Regions from separate parts of the Homo sapiens genome. Here region 1 is linked to region 2. The links are chromatin loops, found by intact Hi-C in ENCODE. Cell type or tissue: pancreas. All regions are shown on one strand.

Evidence for each region. Peaks named below come from ENCODE experiments on the same cell type or tissue, not always from the same donor. Only the 100,000 strongest peaks of a DNase experiment are listed, where the experiment ranks them.
Region 1: a loop joins it to region 2, with 4 times the contacts of the local background. A loop is called at or near these places in 1 of 110 quality-filtered maps.

The regions. Positions count from the first base shown.
Region 1 is chr7:25,596,487-25,600,486 of GRCh38, reverse strand. The region is part of intron 3 of LINC03007 (long intergenic non-protein coding RNA 3007); the gene reads left to right. Among named protein-coding and RNA genes, the nearest start is that of LINC03007, 190 kb to the left of the region's middle. In pancreas, no CTCF peak of the experiment used is centred here; a DNase peak (open chromatin) is centred at 2,416; H3K27ac peaks cover 1,596 bases.
Region 2 is chr7:25,845,234-25,849,233 of GRCh38, reverse strand. No RefSeq gene overlaps it. Among named protein-coding and RNA genes, the nearest start is that of LINC03007, 57 kb to the right of the region's middle. In pancreas, no CTCF peak of the experiment used is centred here; a DNase peak (open chromatin) is centred at 2,373; H3K27ac peaks cover 3,454 bases.

The DNA.
Region 1 (4,000 bases), 250 kb after region 2:
AGCTCACTTCTCATCATGCTATTCTCAGAATTTTTCTCTTCATCTCGCACTAAAAACAACCCTGTGCAAAAGACAAACCTTTTCCAGATGTTTTGGTGAATTCACTTTTACTCTCCATGGACAATAATAACCAGTTTTTGTTTAAGGCTTTACAATTTAAAAAGCATGTACTTTTAATATTTATAATAATAACTTTTTTAATGTTTACAAGAATCCCTTAAAATTGCTCTTGTTTTTATTTACTATTATCATACTGACTTTTTCAAATAAGACAACTGAAATTCAGACTCTTTTTAATCATCCAAGTAGTAAGCAGTGGAAGAGGCACTTTAAAATACAAATTATTAAACTCCAAATTCTCTGCCTTTGTTCCTCCTTTTGGATGACAATAGGGTAAAATGAGACAAGCATGTTTTAATAAATAAATGTTTATTTGCTTTTTTTGAGTAAGAGCTTGGAGAAATCTAATATGTCATTTTGTGTATTCTTAAAAATCCCTTGCTTGAAGAATCTAATGACTTTTATGCCTATGGATTTATATATTATTTGCACCATTTTGAAATATTTAGGAAAGGAGAGAATATAATTATTTGCCATGAAAATAAACTAACACCATCAGGCCAGGAGTCGATGCCAACCAAAGCATCCTATTGTCCCATATGCTGTTGCTGGCATTGATGAAAGTTGAGGATTGGAAGAAGTGGAATCAGCCAGCCTCATGTAGATTTCAGCTGGAATCTGTGCTGTTCCTCCAGGGTGCACCAGGGGCCTTCCTCCTCCCCTCACTTTCTTTCATTCCCCACTCAGTAGCTTCAGAGGTTGACAAGAATTCAGCTCGGGCAGGCAAATGTTGGTTTATAACATGAACACTGACCATTTCTATCTTACAATTGAGAGAGGGGAAGCAAAGAGAAGTTGCCAGACATCTACAGTAAATCAAAAGAGGATGTTGGGATCTTTCCATGATGCCAAGTTCTTGCTACCAATGGCTTTTTCTCCTGAAGTAACTTTTAGCTAAATTTACAGATTTTCAGAGGAAAGAACCCCTGTAGCCATGTTTTCCCCCAAAGATCAGACTCCCTTTCCACCTCAGAATGGCTTCTCACAAATACAGTAGTTTTTCAACAACAGATGGGTCTAAGTTGAAAGAGACCTTGTCATTGGTCCAGTGGCATGAGGACTTCTTCAAATGCACATGTGGTTCTGATGGTCACGGAGGGACCACACGACGTTGATGAAATTCCTCTTTAATGGGCCAGCTCTTCATCAGCCCTGATGTTCAGGCGCCCTTGTTTAAGATGCAGGCCTCCAGCAAGACCAGCATGAGTGCCACAGAACTTTGTGGAGACTCGCTAATATAACAGGCCAGCATTTGGGAGAGGGTAGTGATTATGTGATTTCAATTTCATACCATCTGTCCCCAGATTTCTTTCACTACCAGGCTGGCCACTGGCTTTGGAGGACAGTCAAAATCCAGGGCTCTGGAATACTCTGTACGGAGTTCAAAGGAGCAGGCATCCCTGTGAACTCTAAGGCTGGTTGTTGCCATGGGGAAGTGGACCGAGATCGCTGGCTTCCAGCAAGATATGTACTTGAAAGTCCTAATGAAAGCGTGTTAAGCCCTCCAAAGCTGGCTATGTGTCTGAGAGCCTGGCCAAGAGATGTCAGATGGCTCCATGGGCAAGAGAGGACATAAGCAACTGAGGAAAAGGGAGGAAGAGACATGCTGACGTTCTTCTCAACAGGAACATTCTTTCTTCTTGGGTGTCCATCAGCCTCATCATTTATTATCAGACTGTAACCACCCTTCATCCTCTTTCTTCAGCAGGATTTCATCATTCCAATAAGAACCGAAATCATAAAGCAAAAACAAGAATAATATGGCTTTTGTTTTTGGCTAGAAGGTCAGAGTTTCTTCCTTTTTTTTTTTTTAAATGCTGGCCTATTTTATACAGGCTCTTGAATGATTATTTTCTTTTCTCCTAGGCAATCTGGATTAATTGATACAGTAAAAGGTCTGGAAGTCCTAAAATGTTAGGTCAATTCCTAACTCCGACACAAAGAAGCTAAACAACCTGCAAGAGAATATGTAAAAAAACCAACCACAATTTTCCTATCTGCAAAATAAAGGAGGGGTGCCACTGGGCAACATTTTAAAAACCTTGTGTTCCTTATGCTAATTATTCACCCTTTGGCATTCCAGATCATGCCTCTTGACATCAGTAGCTTGATTGCCAATGGGATGATGCTACTGGTTTCACTTTTAAATATGGGTTTCAAAAGTTTCAGTTTTCATAGTCTTCAGAGAAACAGAATATTGAATGTGGGAAAAAAAACCTCAGGCAGAAATCCAGATGTCAATCTCTCTCATTTCGCAACGAGGAAGCCGAGGCCCAGAGTGGTGAGTGACCTGCCCAAGGCCACAGTCAGAGTTAGAGCTGTGCCAGGCCCAGGACGCGGGGCTTTCCTTTTGATCAACATTACATTTCCTAAACCAGTTTGCCTTTTATATGCCTGCTTTCCATGATGATTTCTGGGGAAAGGATTTCTCATGACACGGATTTTTCATGGCTCTAGATGGGTGATTTGGGGCAACACAGAAGGGCGCCTTTTGATCTAGCTGCTTCCGCATCAAGTACAACACTCCTTCCTCGATGGCAGAATGGCTGGCCTCTCCTATCAGTCGCTGAAGTCTTAGAAGACATGAAAATAAACAAAGCCTGACAACTCCGTTCCCTGTGTTACGACCTGTTCACCTCCCCTGCCACTTCCAACTTGACTTCTCCCTGAGTAGCCCCCATGTTATTTAAGAAAGCAGGGCTTGCAGAAGTCCGGCAGTGCCGAGGCTGCCAGAAGGAACACTTGCGTGGTAGGCGCATGTGGGTCTGAGCTCTTTAAACTCTGGGTCACGACTGGCATAGAAGGGGCTCCTGCTGCTCTTCAAATCGCTCTTGGTCTTGAAACTTCCTTCCAATGGTTCCCTCCCTTATGTTTAACCACTTGATGCCCTGGAATTACCGAGGGTCTCACTCTGATAAATATTATTTTTTGAAGCCCTCAGGAGTCTACTTTATTCTGGAATGTTCCAATAGGCAGCTTTAACAAAAATATGGGTGACTTCTTGAAAAAAGAGTAAGCCCAACTTAAAGTTGACTGTGAATGACAATAGCAATCTGACCTCCAATTCATTAAAAAATACCCATATGTTCACAGAAGGTTGTTTCATAATAGCTGCAAAGTGGAAGTGACCCAGATGAATGTCTATCAGTGGATGCCTGGGTGAACAAAATATGGTATATCTACACAGTGGAATATTACTTACAATGAAAAAAGTATTGCTCCTTGCTACATGAACACATCTCAAAGTTATGCAAAGTAAAAAAGATCAGATCACATATTGTATGATTCCATGTATATAAAATGTCCAGAAAAGGCAAATCTATAGAGACAGAAAAATTAGTGACTGCCATGGGCCAGAGGTGGGAAGAGGGAATGACTACAAATGGGCATGAGGTTTATTTTGGGGGTGATGGAATTGCTCTAAAATTAGATTGCAGTGATGGTTTCACAACTCTGAATATTTATGAAAAAAATCATTGAGTTTTGACTTCAAAAGAGTGAGTTTTATGATACGTAAATAATACCTCCATAAAGCTGTGCAAATGAACAACCATGCAGCAGACGCACCAGCTCCTAGCAGGAAGGAGATCTTTGGAGTGGAGGGATGCCTGATGTGGCTGGGCCAACAGACGAATTCAGCCACACAGTTTCCCTCACCCTGACTGCTCCTCACGAAAGGCGACCTGTAAGTCCGGGCAGGAGCCCTTGACATGATGCAACGATTTATTAAATAGGCAGGCTGCCCTTACGAGGTGAAGTCTGACAAAGCCTCAGTTCAGGGACATCTGCATTCAAAGTGAAAAACCGATGGCAGCCGCAATGATTTAGATCTGCAATTAAGACATTTAAAGTGTTTAGGGCTGACAAGGAGTTAAAGTAA
Region 2 (4,000 bases):
AGCGCTAATGTGAGCTACATAGCTCATTTTACATATTACATTATATTACACATTAAAAAAAAGGTGAAATTATTTAATAGTATTTTTCATTAAATGCAATATCTCAAAAATATCACTTCAACATGTAATCAATATAAAGTTAGTATTGAGATATTTTACATTTTTTGCCCCTTCCCATATATTCAATAGCTGGTGTGTATTTCATTCTCAGAGCTCATCTCAGCTTGGACCAGACACATTTCGAGTGCTTGGTAGCCTCAGTGACCAGTGGCTGCTTCACTGGAGAGTACCAGTTCCAGATCATCTGGGTGCGTGTACAAAGTCACTAACAGATTTCCTCCCACATTTCTGTGAAGGTCTATGAAATTTTAAGTATCATAGGAAAGATTGAAGAAAATAGGTTCTAAAGCAGATGTATATTTTGAACACTGCCATTTTAGCTCTGAGGCTTCAAGCCATGATTAAGGAATATGTGACCTTTGAAAGAAGTAGGTGATGCCTTTTATAGATTTTATTCCATTTAAAAATATATTTTTAATTATAAAAATGAATCCATACTTACTATAGAATACTCAATACAAGGTCTAGAAAATAACAAAAATCATCTAGAATCCCACCATCTATAGCTAATCACCTTTTGAAGTTTTGGAGTATTGCTGTTCTCGTATGTGGATCGGTTTCATAGTTGTCATTATACTGCAAATGCCCTTGTATATCTTGCTTTTGTTCACAGTGTTATATCACAAGTATCTGTATTTGTTGTTAAAAGCTCTTCATAAGAATAATTTTGATCATCTGGATGATTCATCATATGGCTGAGCCATGGTTTACTGAAGTCAGTGACTTTGGTAGGGTAGTAGTTGCAGTAAGCTCACTAAATGTGACAAGAACAAAAAAGTTATTTTATTGAAAAGTCACCCTACTGTGTGGCCATCCTCATCCCTCATATTGGCGGCCTTCCTTCCATGACTCTAGACAGCTCCGGGAAACCAGAGCCCTTCTACTCTTAAGCTTATTTTTTAGAAAAAATATCTTAGAAAATAATCTCCCTTTCCCCACCTAATCAATCCAGATGTTTAATTACCACGTTGACACAATTGGATTATGACTTCAGGGCAAAAAGCAACTTTACTAAAGAGAATTTGAATGGAAAACAAGAGCATTTTAAAGATCCTCATACAGCAGTTTATTTCTCTTGTTAAATTCATGTCCCTCAAGATATCACAGTACCCACTAGGTACAGATACTGGGCCGCCCTTTGTTAAATCGTAGTTGGATTTATTTTTGCTTCCCTTTTTGGCCCTCTTTCTCACCATTTGTCATTTTCACAGGCTTTAGTGACATAAATCTTGTGGAATGTTGGCTATGCACATAGCATGAAGGATTCAACCTCTCCCATTTCAGGCTGGTTGGCCAATGTAAGCAACTGAGGGTGGCAGAGATCAGGGACAGATAAGACAGGGAGAAGAAGGGGTAGAGGGACTTTGGAAAGAATACCTGAAGTACGAAAGTGACACCTTTAAGGTTAAGGGTGATGGCAATTGACTGATGATTACCAGGTAACAATGGAGTCCACTGGAAGCTGCATAACCATGAACTGTTATGATTATTTTTTCCTATCTATGTGGAAAGGCCTGGTTTGCTTCTCTGCACACAGTCCTGATTCAGTGTGGTGCCCGCATATTGTAAATGTCTTATCCAAGAATCCAGGGACCTGGCCCTGAAGGAAAAGCTGAGGACAGAGTATTTCTGCAACAGGCCTAGGCTCTTGCAAACTTGCCTTCCCAAAGCTCCAAGCCCAACTGGCCTGCAGGGGAGGCGGTCTCGCTGACAACCTGCCCTTTGGCCTTATACCTTCTGTCACAAAAGAGCCATTTTTCCTGAATTTGAAATTGAAGAATTTGATGGCACACGAGTGCTGGGGGGATTTTATTAAGCTGATAAATATGACTACAATTTACTTAAAACCAGTGGCTCTTCTCACTGTCAATGTTGTGGAGTTTATGCCTTTTTCTCTCAAGCTCTCTTTGGCCCAAGCAATTCAGGGCAGAGAGTTTGAAGGGTATTTTGTTTCTGATGTGGGCAGTCTGAAAAATAGTGGACCTTTTAACATTGCACTGACAGACACTCTCAGGGCTAATATAATTGATGTATTCATAGGAGCTTAAGCAAAATAGCTTTCCAAAAGGGAGAAAAACTTGTCTTTTCACCTAAGCACTGACCGATTTGTGGTTTGGATGCTTACACGAGATATTAAACAGACCCGATGGAAAAGGCTTGTTTGCCTCAAGTCTGACTTTCCCTCCTCTTGTAATTTTTGGCCTTGAGTCAAATTTTTGTCCATTCCCCTGCACTCCTTGGGTTGAGGCCAGCACAACGGGCTTGCACTCTCCATGGTGTTGACAGAGTGTTTTTCAGCTGTACCAAAGGCCACAGATTTTCTGTCAGACTTCAAGATACACAGCCTGATAAACATGTCTGCCTCTGGCGATTGGCAGCATTCTTTCTGGAAAAGAAAACAAAAATTGTTTTATATCAATAAGGAAAGTGGTATGAATAGCATAGAATAACACAACTTGGAAGGTGTGCCTGAGGCCTGAGCTTTTTTGCAGTATGTTTAGCTCTTCAGTTCAATTTATTTTTGAGTTCTGTCTTCACCCCACCAGCATCTGATTACTTTCATCAGCCATATGTGTCTGGTTGTGTAACAAATAAACAAATCAACAACCGATTTGTTTGGAAGGTTGGTTGGTGGTAAATGACTCCAGAATGGTGTTTGGAAAAAGTATTTTGGCTTTCTGTAGATATTTTATTTTTCATATGGGATGAAATGGCTGATTTTCGTTAACTCTCTTGTTCACTACAATTTAAAGAAACTGCATGATGTTTCTTCTCTCTGATATTTTCTAGTTGAGTTTTTTTCCCATCACTTTATTCTCTTGGCCATGTGTCAGGTCACCAAATTGGGAAATCAGCCCATGTGGATGACACAAAACTCAACTCTGTGTTACCTGGAAATCTCATCTTTGTAGAGCTGTAGCCAGCTCGGTGCAGATTCCCACAATCAGAGGACTGGATAGCTTCTTCTGACAATTTCTTGCAATCAGAGGGGATTCTTGCTTTGCCATCTTGACTTCAACGTTGACTGTTGGAAAGGAAGAGGGAGGAACACATCCTCAGAGTCAGCACCCTCTTTCTAAAGCTGCTTTGCCATTGAGCAGATGCCCTGGAAGCCTGAAGGGAAGGCTGACTTCTTCAGGTTGAACTTCCCTTTGGAAGATTGATTAAATGCTGATGATCTCTTCAGCAAGCCCATGTGGACCCAATGGCTCAAAGCCAGCCTCAGAACCTCTCCAGTGCAGGCTGCTGGCCGGATTGTACCACCTCACCTGGATGCCGGCTGCTCAAAGGCAGACGAGGCTCATGATGCCTGCTCTTGGGAGTTCCTCAGTGGCACTCAACATTAATTACCTCTCCCCCAGGCCCTTCTGCAAAGTCCAGTGCCAGATCTCTGATGTCACTGCAGGACTATGATTAAACACCAGCTCCAGATCAGCCCAGTGACAGGGAGGGTCATCAGTAATGGATTTGAAAGGGGCTTCAAGGCCCAGGGTAATATGTTATTCATTACCAATGTCGGCTGAGGAGCTGTGAACCTGTCTGTTGGTTGGTAGCGCTTTATATGACACCTCCCCAGGGTCAGTTTCTGTTTGATGAGTGGGAGTGTGCTGTAAACATGTGATGTTAGTATCTTATCAGGTAGCAGAGCTGAGTAGAGATGAAATAGTTCAGCAGTCTTAAGCAGCTTTAGAGAGCTGCCTCAGAAATAAAAATTGTTCCTTCATAGACATAGTAATTCATACATACATACTTATACACACATATATGCATGTGTATACATACATACATATGCATATTGTATGTTTGGGGATGAGCTCTGAATTTAGGACATCTTGACAAGCTTTTCTGTGCAGCTATTCTGCTTGCAGAGGGCAGGGTT